Linked DNA regions of Mus musculus: region 1 is linked to region 2. A link is a loop called in an ENCODE intact Hi-C map of the cell type or tissue named here. Cell type or tissue: heart. All regions are shown on one strand. Region 1 overlaps Myadm (myeloid-associated differentiation marker). Region 2 overlaps Ppp1r12c (protein phosphatase 1, regulatory subunit 12C).

Region 1 (5,000 bases), 1.2 Mb after region 2:
TGCGGTCCCCCCCCTGTTCCATGTGACTCTGGCTCTAGTGGTCTCTCCTTCTTTCCCTGTGACTGTCTCTGGGGGGATATTGACCCTTTTCGGTGTCTCCTTGGGACTGTCTTCGGGGGAATCTCGACTCTCCTCTTTGTCGTCTCTCCCTCCTTTGCCTCCCCGAGACTCCGTCTCTGGGATTCTCCCCACTCTGTCTATGGCTTTCCAGCCCTGGAGGTCTCTCCTTTATCCACGTCTCCCTGTAACTCTCCATCTCTGAGGGCCTGTCCCCTCCGTATCTCCCTATGACTATAGCAGAGTGTATTTCTTGACTCTGGATCTCCCTATGCTCTGTCTTGGGTGTCTCTCGTGTTTCCCTGTGACTCTCCACCTGAGTGGTTCTCCCAACTCAGTGTCACCCTGGGATTTCCTATGCACACGCCCAGGTCTCTCCTCCCCTGAGTTCTTCCCCAGGTCACGCCCCACGATGCGCCTTTCTTGAGGTTCCAGTCTTCCTACGGATCCATTCTGGCAGGAAGCCGTTCTAGGGAATCCTGGCCCGCCAGAGGCTGTCGAGCTCAGTGCACTCTGGGACTTATAGTTGGGGCCCTCGTGTACGCTATTCTTGGGACGCAAAGGAAAACTACTCCCGGCGTGCAATGCCGGCGGCTGCGGTGGCGCGGGTGTCGGTTCAGCAACACGTCGTTTTTGCGGTTTTGCTGAGGTCGCAGTGGAGTCGGAATTCCAGAAGGTGCAGGGGAGGTGAAGGAATTAGAGTCAGTCCTCAAGCACCCTTCTGAACACAGAGTTCTCTGACCAACCTGCAAGCCTATTTATTGATGTCTGTGGTTTTCTGGGGCAACGGGTGAAGGGCACTGGGGGTACAGCTTCTTCCTCTGTTGCTTTCCCGAGTTAAAGCAGCAGATCACTGGACGCTACAGTTCTATTTTGTTGTTGTTGTTGTTGTTTAAATAAGGGCTTGAACACTTTTAATCCCAGGCAGAAGCAGGAGGACCTCTGTGAGTTTGATGCCAGCCTGATCTACATAGCAAGTTCCAGACCAGCCAGAGCTACACGGTATCTGTCTGATAAATAAATAAATAAATAAATAAATAAATAAGTAAGTAAGTAAGTAAATCTTTGTGTATTTCCTGTCTGGCTTCAAACTTGCTAGGTAATCAAAGATAACCAACATCTGAGCTTCCTGCCTTTACCTCCCAAGAACTGGGTTTATAGGCATCTATCATCACCCGTGGGGTAGGGAAGTGTTCAGATACTGGAGATTGCCCCTGGGACCTTGTGTTTGCTCGGCAAGCACTCTACCAACTGATCCACACAACCCTCTAGCTATTCTTTCTGGTGTCTTCCAGAAGGTATTCTTGAACCAGGACGGGAAGGAGTGGATGCGATGGCCTCTTGAGAAGAGGAATTGGTGTAGATACGTCTTGGTAAGCACTGAAGAAATAAAGACTTCTCACCCCAAAGTGTGTGTCCTCACTGGCTCTTCTCCCATGTACTTCCTGTTAGGTCTCAAACCTGGGGCAAATGGTTAACTGAGGTGCCTATTTAACATATCAAAGCAGAGCTCTCCCAGCATCCCTCAGTCACGACCAGTTACAGAATACGGCTGGTATATCTCAACCCCCTACCTTAAACTCCTTCAGTTCAGGAGCTGGGCTGCCTGCCCTTCCACCAGTTGCTCTCCCCTCTATATCCCAGCCATTTTGGTTACCAGGCCCTTTTTGTCCTGGCCTCTTGGTCTCCTAGCTTCCCCGCTCTCCTTACATGGCCCACCTCAGAGTCACTTTGGACTCTCCTAGATGTCCCTGCCTCTGGCTATGCCTCCCTTTTATCAACAATAAACCTTCTCCTCCTCCACTATACCTAAGAGCAGTCCTTTCCTTTTATTTACTTTTCATTCACTTCCAAACTTATTCCAAATGTTTTCCAAGTTACCTTTGTGTGGGCACAGGTGCAAAAAGAGATTGTATGATCCTGAAATTTCTTTATGTGTGTGATCATGGAGGCCAAAGGATATCAGGGTTTTTTGTTTGTTTGTTTTTTTCGAGGCAGGGTTTCTCTGTGTAGCCCTGGCTGTCCTGGAACTCACTACCAGGCTAGCCTTAAAGTCAGAAATTCGGCTGCCTCTGCCTCCCAAGTGCTGGAATTAAAGGCATGTGCCACCACACCCAGCCTGGTGTCAGTGGTTTTAATCTGAGCTATCTCTCCTGATTGTAGCTGTGAGCTCAGCTCCTGAAGGGGGCGCTATGAACTGGACGCAAGCATTTTTTTTTTTTTTAATTGCAAAATCACCTCTCAGCACTGGGACATTGTATTTCTGAATTGCCCAAGTGGTATTTTCTTCCTGAATCTGTGTGTATTGCTAGGGACAGGCCTGCCAGGGCCTTTGTACATGCTAAGCAAGTACTTTCCCTCTAAGCTACTTGCCAAACCATAGTGCCTTGTGTTTCTCAAGGGACTTTCTGTGGGAGAAATTGCATTCTTGTCTTTCCTAGTCAACGTTCCTAGTTTCTTTTTAAGATTATAAAATGTATGTTCCTGTGAGTGTAGTCGTGGAGGCCAGAAAATGGCACCATCTGTCATTTCCTTCACTGCGTATTTGTCTAAGGCAGGAAGCCAGCAAGCCCAGTGACTCTCTGTGCCCCCACCTTTACCATGGGGGGTGTTGCATGCATTTGAGGGGATGTTCAGCTTGTTTCTTGGGTCTGGGACCTGAACCCTGGTTCTCACGGTGCCAAAGCAAGTGCTTTCAACAACCCCTGAGCGCCCAAGGCTCCCACACCCCCATTTTGAAGAATTAAGAAGACTATCCGGCTATGGTATATAGCTCGGATGGTAAAGTGCTTGCCCAGCATGGGCCAGTCTCTGGGCTCAGTCCCCAAAACTGCATAAACGGGGTGTGGTGGCTTTTACTTGTAATCCCAGCACTGGAGGAGGTAGGACTTGGCTACATATTGAGTTTGAGGCCAGCCTTGTCTACATGAGACCAGCTTAAAGGGGTGGGGATTCGGGGAGGCTGGAGAGATAGTTCAGTGGTTCTCCTCTACAGGACCTGGGTTCAATTCCCTGTACCCACATGGCAGCTCACAACTGTCTGTAACTCCCGTTCCAGGGGACCCAATACCCTCACAGACATGCATGCTGGCAAATCAACAATGTACATAAAATTAAAATAAATACATAACTTTGGGGGGGGGGAGACCCAGGCTCTGCCACTGTTTTCTGATGAGGCCAAGGTTGTCTTAGTCCTACGCCCCTTCTGTCATCAAACTGAAGAATCTGAGTCTCACCTCTCTCTTGGAGTCCTTCATTCCTCCCCACCCACCCGGAGAGAAAGAAAGCATGAGTCTTCCTGTTATCATTATATTGAGGGTTTTTTTTGTTTTTGTTTTTTAAAAAAAGAACATTATGGATGTGAGGGGTGGGAAAGGGTGACTGACAGCAGGAGCTACAGGAACCCAAAGCTCCAGAAAATTAAAATATATATATATATATTTATACATTTATTTATCCATATATACCTAGTAATGTCAAAGAAGCAGAAAGCAGCAGCAAGAAGCAAGCAGCACATGAGAGGACCCGGGTTCATGTACAGCACACACAAGCCATTCCAATCCTGTTACTCCCAAACCTACCCTGTAGCCCAAGAAAAGATGTCTAAGGACCTTCTCTCTTTAACGGGGCTACACAACGAGGGTATGGTGGTATATCTGTACTCTCAGCACCCAGAAGGTGGAGCCAGAAAGACAAGGGTTCAATGGAAGCCTCACCTACACAATTATGTTTGAGACCAGAATGGGCCACATTAAGAAAATCTCTAAAGCTATTAAAAAAAAAAAAAGGGCTTTTTAGTTGATTGCTTTGTTTGTGTTCAGAAAAGGAAAAGATGAGCTTAATGATCTTAATGCCTTTAAGGCCGGCAAAGGCTCCTTCTCTTCTCATTCCTGCTAAAGCAGACCTTGTTATTTTTAACACTGAGATAAGCGAGCAGCCATTACTGACGCTCAGAAATACTTCAGAGTTGTCTTAAGACCATATGGGTGGCCTGGCAGTGATGGCACACACCCTTAAGCCCAGCACCAGGGAGGCATAAGCAGGCAGATATCTTGAGTTAGAGGGCAGCCTCGTCTACAGAGCAAATTCAGGACAGCCAAGGCTACACAGAGAAACCCTGGGGGTGGGGGGAGGGACAGAGACACAGAGAGAGATACCATGTGGATATTTTTGTTGGGTTTGTTTAAATAGCACAGAGAATCGTTTAGGAAAAGGTGCCCATCCATTGCTTCATCTAGGGTATCTATCCTCTAGGTGGTGGGCTTTCAGTAAGCCTGGTAAAAAAAATCTAGAGCCAATTTGGTGCAACGTTGAGTGACAAGTAGAGGCAGAGACTGCATAATGCTGACTTCTGGCCACCGGGAATTGCTGACCTCCAGGATTTTGTTTGCTTTGTTTTGAATTTAAAGGAGAGGTACATTATATGGCCTGCTTCCCAATCCCCTTAACACACACACACACACACACACACACACACACACACACACACACACACACAGACTAAGGCACAGCTAAGGCAGGCAGGCAGGCAGGCATGCTTTGGCAATGAGGCCCCTAAAGAGACCCTTGGAGTAAAGAACTGCAAAAGAGTGTGGGTAACTGTAAAGGAGTGTGGGATGTGTGGGGCCAGCACCTTTGAGGGGTGAGGGAAAGAAAGCAAGATTTCTTAGGGCTCCCAAGAAAATAAGCAGGTGATAAAACCCACAGGAAAGACTATAGAGATAGAAAAAAAATGAACGAGGCAAACTGTGGAGCCACAGCTCAAGGGTAAAACAGGCATACCAGAAGAGGAAAGGTAAGAAAGAGATAGAAAAGGCAAACGGGGAATAAGGAAGACTATACATATCTAACAGGGAAGAGGAAATGGGAGGGAGATGAGAAAACAGGATGGTACCAATCACCTGGGTAATCAACTGGTTGAAGAGGCTGCAAGGAGAGATGGG
Region 2 (5,000 bases):
AACAAGCAGAGGGGAAGTGGAAGCTCCTGAGTAGTAGAGCGCTTACTGAGTGTGGGCAGTCCAGTCCCCAGCACCACAGCCCAGCAAAATACGCATCCCAACATCCAGACCCGTAATGCTTATTATCTTATTAGTTACTTTAGTTAACTGACCTAGACTGTTGTGGAATTTAATGTGTAGACTAGTGTGGTCTTGAGATTCTCCTGCCTCAGCCTTTTGAGTGCTGGGGTTGTAGCAGTGAGCCACCATGCCTGGTTCTCTTTTTTACATTTTGTGGTGTTTGCAGTGAGAAAGTCCCGTGCAGGCATATTTACAGTATTTTAGGGCTTGGGTGTGGCTTAGTCCAGCCTGTGGCACTTGGCCTAGTTTGTGGATTCCTTCCTCAGAATCAGGGAGAGTAGGAACTCAATCAAGGGATGGATAAGCAAAATGTGGTCTATACAGATAGGGAAGGAGGAGACTGACTCATCTAATAGCTTGGATGAACCTTACAGGCTCAACTGAAGTAAGCTAGCCACACAGAGACAAGTGTGCAGTTCTCATTTACATGAGATACTGAGAATAATTACACTAGTAGAGCTCCCAAATTCATGGAGGCAGAGCATCAAGTGTGGTGTCCAGGTGCTGATAACACTAGGAGTAGAACTGGCTGTGGTGCCTTTAATCCTGTCACATCTCTGTAGTCCCAGCTCTCAGGAGGCAGAGGCAGGCGGATCTTTGAGTTTGAGGCCAGCCTTATCTGCATGGTGAGTTCCAGGACAGCAAGTGCTACACAGAGAGACCCTGACTCAATAAGCTAAACAAACAAGGGGTTGGGGGAGTTGGCTAGATGTCTCAGTGGGTAGAAGTGCTTGCTGTCAAGCTTGACAACTGAGTTTGATCCCGGGGACCCACATGGTGGAAGCAGAGAACTGACCTGTGATTCCCACACATATACCCAAATAAATGAATGTAATAAAAATGTGGTAGGATAGAGTTACCGTTAGAGTGACTGTTTAATGTGTGTAGAAATTTAGTTCTTCCTATGCCTGTAAGTACATGTATGTGTGCACCTATGTTTGGAGGCCAGAGGTCAAAGTGACCCTCAGCCGTACTCTTTGAGTTTTGAGACAGGGTTGCTCAGTAGCTTAGAGCTTGTTTGGCTCCCGTCTGCCTTCCCGTGCTGGGATTGCAAGTGGCCCACTGTGCCTGGCATTTTACGTTGTCCATCTGCCTCCCCGTGCTGGGATTGCAAGTGGCCCACCGTGCCTGGTGTTTTACATTGGTGCTGGGATTGAGCTCAGGCTCTCATGCTCGTGTGGTGCATGTTTTACAAACTGAGCCACCTTTCCAAGCCCAGTGTGTCAGTCTTTGGAGATGGATCTCAAATGGCAGCAGCTGCTTTGGCGGGCGTCACGTCAGGTATGTTCTCTCATTGAGGTGCTTAGCAAGGCTTCTAGCAGTGTAGTCTGCTGCGCAACTGGAACACAGTAGCCCCACCTCAGTGAGCCGCTTCTCTGTGATGCTCTGGCACATGCATTCATGTCAGACGCAGAGCCCGCCTGTCACTATGCAGGAGGACTTGTCACCCTGTGACCAGGCTTTGAGCAGAGTCACTCAGAAGCCATAGGGGGAGGGACGTCAGGATGTGGTTACCGAAGGAGGAAGAGTGGGTACTGCCAGGTCCTAGCAGTTCTGTTGTGGCTCAGGCTGCAGGGTCAGGCCTCCGCAAAACTCCTCTGGGGGACAGGATAGGAAGGGGACTGAAGTGCTTTTTGGGAAAGGTGAAGCCATCTCCTTTGACAGCTAGGGAGGACAGGACTGAATCCCACAGACAGGCACACACAATGGTCTGTGGGAGTTGTAGGTGCCAGCTTGAGTAACAGGAAGGCTGTGCCTGGAGGGAGTGCTCATGCGGGACTTGAACATGCTTGATGCTGCGGACCTGAGTTTCTGACCTGGCGTTTGTACTTGTAGGTGGTGTAAGTGCACAGGAATATTGCACAGTGTTTATTGTTGGTAAGGGAAAGGTTGGTGCTGCCACTGGACAGCGGGTGGTGCCTGATTTATAAGCAAGTGATCCCAGCAGGGGTCAGCTGACTTACCAGTGAAGGGGTGGACAGTACATATTTCAGGCCTTACAGGGCATACAGTCCCTATTATAATGACTTTACCATCTGCTATAGAGGGAAATGAGCCAAGGACAAGATGAGAAAAACCAGATGTGGCTGGATGCCATTAAAGCTTTATTTTCAGGCCGGTGAGATGGTTCAGTGGGTGACGGCACTTGACATTAGCCTGACTGCTGACTTCAGTCCCTAGGATCTACTTGGTTGGTACTTTTACCAAGTAGAAGTGACTCCTGCAAGCTGTCGCCTGACTTTACGCATGTGCTTGAGTGCACATATACATTCACACAATAAAATATATGTAATAACATTTTTTCTTACAGCAAATTCAGTGCGCGTGCACACACACACACACACACACACACACACACACACACATGTGCGCACACCCTTCATTTCATGACTAGGAATGTAAGTAAGTCAGTAGTAGAGGGGTTAGCTGCACACACTAAGGTCCTGAGTTCGAATTCTCAGCAACCATGTAGACAAGCCCAGCCAGTACCTGAAATCCTAGCAAGTTGTTGGGAGGCAGGCACAGAAGGATCCCTGTGGTTTGTAAGCCTGTCTGTCGGGCTAGCTGAATCAGTGAGGGATCCACTCACGACAAGGTAGAGGGGCTGGTGGCTTAATGGTTGAGTTCTTGCTGGTCTTCCAGTTCAGTTCCTAGCACCCACATGGGCACCTCTAACTCCAGTTCTAGAGGGACTTGACACCCTCTTCTAACCTTCGGTGGCGCCAGGCACACATGTATATAGACATACCCACAAACAGCACACATATTGTGTTACATATAGAAATCCTAATTAACAAGCCAGCCCAAAACAGCCTATACAAGAAAAACTGTGAATAACACACATAAGCAGCTCTAGCTGTGTGGAAAGCACAGGACACCCTTAAGTGTGCACAGGAATACTGGGTAGTGGTTGAAGAAAAGCAAATGTACGCCGCCCTTCCCCTTCCCTGCCACAGTCTGATAGAACTGTTCGGTGACTCCCTTTAAGGAAGCAGGAGTCTGGAGGAAGAGGGCGGTCCTGGCTTTCCCTGCTCTATTCTCTGTGACTGCACTGCAGATGGACGTTAGCCATACATTCTTCAACTCTGCCACTACAAGGGAAGTCCTAGTTGGCCAGGAGACACAAGGAGCCAGGATCCAACTGCTACCAGGTAGCTAGCGCCTAGCTACAGCTGGTGTCTGAGTGGAGTTGGTCTTGGTTTAGGATGAAAAAGAAGATCCCTAACAAACCTTGGGGATTGTTTTTTTATAACTTTGTGGTGGCAGAAGTATACAGTGTATCTGTTGAGGAAGCAGCTGCTCAACCTTGGTTGTAAGGGAGTGGAGTGAAGCTGGAAAGTTCAGCCCACTGTATTTCTGGGCTGAACTTGGAGCCTTATGTTTCCAGGCAGGCATCCTGCCACTGGACTAAACTCTGATCCCTGGTGTTTTGAGGCAGGATCTTGCTTTGTTAGTTCTAGTTGGCCTTGAACTAGTGAGTCTCTGCAGTTTACCCCCTTGTGTAGGTTTTTGTCTCGGTTTGAGCCTAGCCTTTAGCAGCTGAATCATCTCTTTAGCCCCTTGGTGTTTAGCCAGGTTCTGCCTTAAGGTCTTTGCCAGTGATACCCACTGGAGATCCTGAGTGAACCACAAATGTAGTTTGAGGTTTCTAAGTCATAGGCTGGGCATGTGGCTTAGTTGGTAAAATGCTTACCAGCTACGCATGGCCCTTAGCTTGATCCTCAGCACCATGTAAGCTAGTGTGGAAGTGCAAGCCTGTGATCCCTGGCCCGGGAGGTGCAGGCCGGTAGATAAGATGCTTATCCTCTGCTGGGTAGTGAGTCTGAGGCTCCCCTGGGAAGTAGAAAACTGTCATACACACACAGAACAAAAACAACAATAGCCAAGTTTTAAATTGGGTGCATTTAAAACAGTGAGGGGAACTGGGGCGATGGCTCAGCTAATAAGATGTTAGGTGCATGACTCTAACGGCCCAAGTTCCCATGAGCTGGTGGCACTCGTGCAGTTGTCTTCTCTCTTTTCTTTCCTCTCTCTGTCTCTCTCTCTCTGTCTCTCTCTTTCTATTTTTTTGAGACAGGGTTTCTCTGTGTACCTCTAGCTATCCTGGAAATCACTCTGTAGATCACGCTAGCCTTGAACTCAGAAATCCGCCTGCCTCTGCCTCCTGAGTGCTGGGATTAAAGGCGTGCGACACCTCGCCTGGCTGGTGCACAGTTGGACTTGCAGTGTCTAAAGCGATGGCAGAATTGTCAGGAAGCTCCCTTATGTGAAGGCACTGGACTGTGGATTGCGATGGGAGGGATGGGAGGGATGGGAAGACTTAGATGTGTCAGGTGCTGGGTTTGCCTGGGAAACTTGAGGTTTCATATTTAAAATCAAAAAACAGGTATGGGTCAAGACCTGTGGTTTCCATTCTTTAAGACCCTTGGTGGTTCCCAGGTCTGCAGAGAGCACAATTGGGAAGTCCTGCATTAGTTCAGGCCTTCTGGTCCAAGCAGAGAACTGGATGAGAGGACTCGTTGAGTCACAGGGCCAAGCTGCGACCATGAAACTGTCATGGGGGTTTCCAGGACCACCTTGTATGAGTTCACCAGTCATCGCCTCATTCCTCCAGGTGTGGATGTCGAGGCAGCCAAGCGGGCTGAAGAAGAATTGCTGCTTCATGACACAAGGTGCTGGCTGAATGGGGGTGCTATGCCAGAGGCCAGGCACCCCCGGACTGGGGCCTCTGCCCTGCATGTGGCTGCTGCCAAGGGCTACATCGAGGTGATGAGGTGAGCTAGGCCAGAGTGATTGTTTTGTGTCTCTGCTGTTGCCTCAGCACTTGAATCCAATCTGTCCAAGGCTGCAGAACTGACAAGAAACTGCAGCACACCACC

The links. Peaks named below come from ENCODE experiments on the same cell type or tissue, not always from the same donor. Only the 100,000 strongest peaks of a DNase experiment are listed, where the experiment ranks them.
Region 1: a loop joins it to region 2, with 4 times the contacts of the local background. A loop is called at or near these places in 3 of 42 quality-filtered maps.

Annotation. Positions count from the first base shown.
Region 1 is chr7:3,297,708-3,302,707 of GRCm38, reverse strand. It overlaps Myadm (myeloid-associated differentiation marker), which reads right to left. Exons shown (of 3, transcript NM_016969.2): 3 at 3,359-5,000. Among named protein-coding and RNA genes, the nearest start is that of Prkcg, 3.3 kb to the left of the region's middle. In heart, a CTCF peak has its summit at 2,236 (motif pointing right); DNase peaks (open chromatin) are centred at 57 and 527; H3K4me3 peaks cover 2,386 bases; H3K27ac peaks cover 1,704 bases.
Region 2 is chr7:4,489,628-4,494,627 of GRCm38, reverse strand. It overlaps Ppp1r12c (protein phosphatase 1, regulatory subunit 12C), which reads left to right. Exons shown (of 22, transcript NM_029834.3): 4 at 4,736-4,895. Among named protein-coding and RNA genes, the nearest start is that of Ppp1r12c, 9.6 kb to the left of the region's middle. In heart, a CTCF peak has its summit at 2,001; DNase peaks (open chromatin) are centred at 1,617, 1,987 and 3,177; H3K27ac peaks cover 838 bases.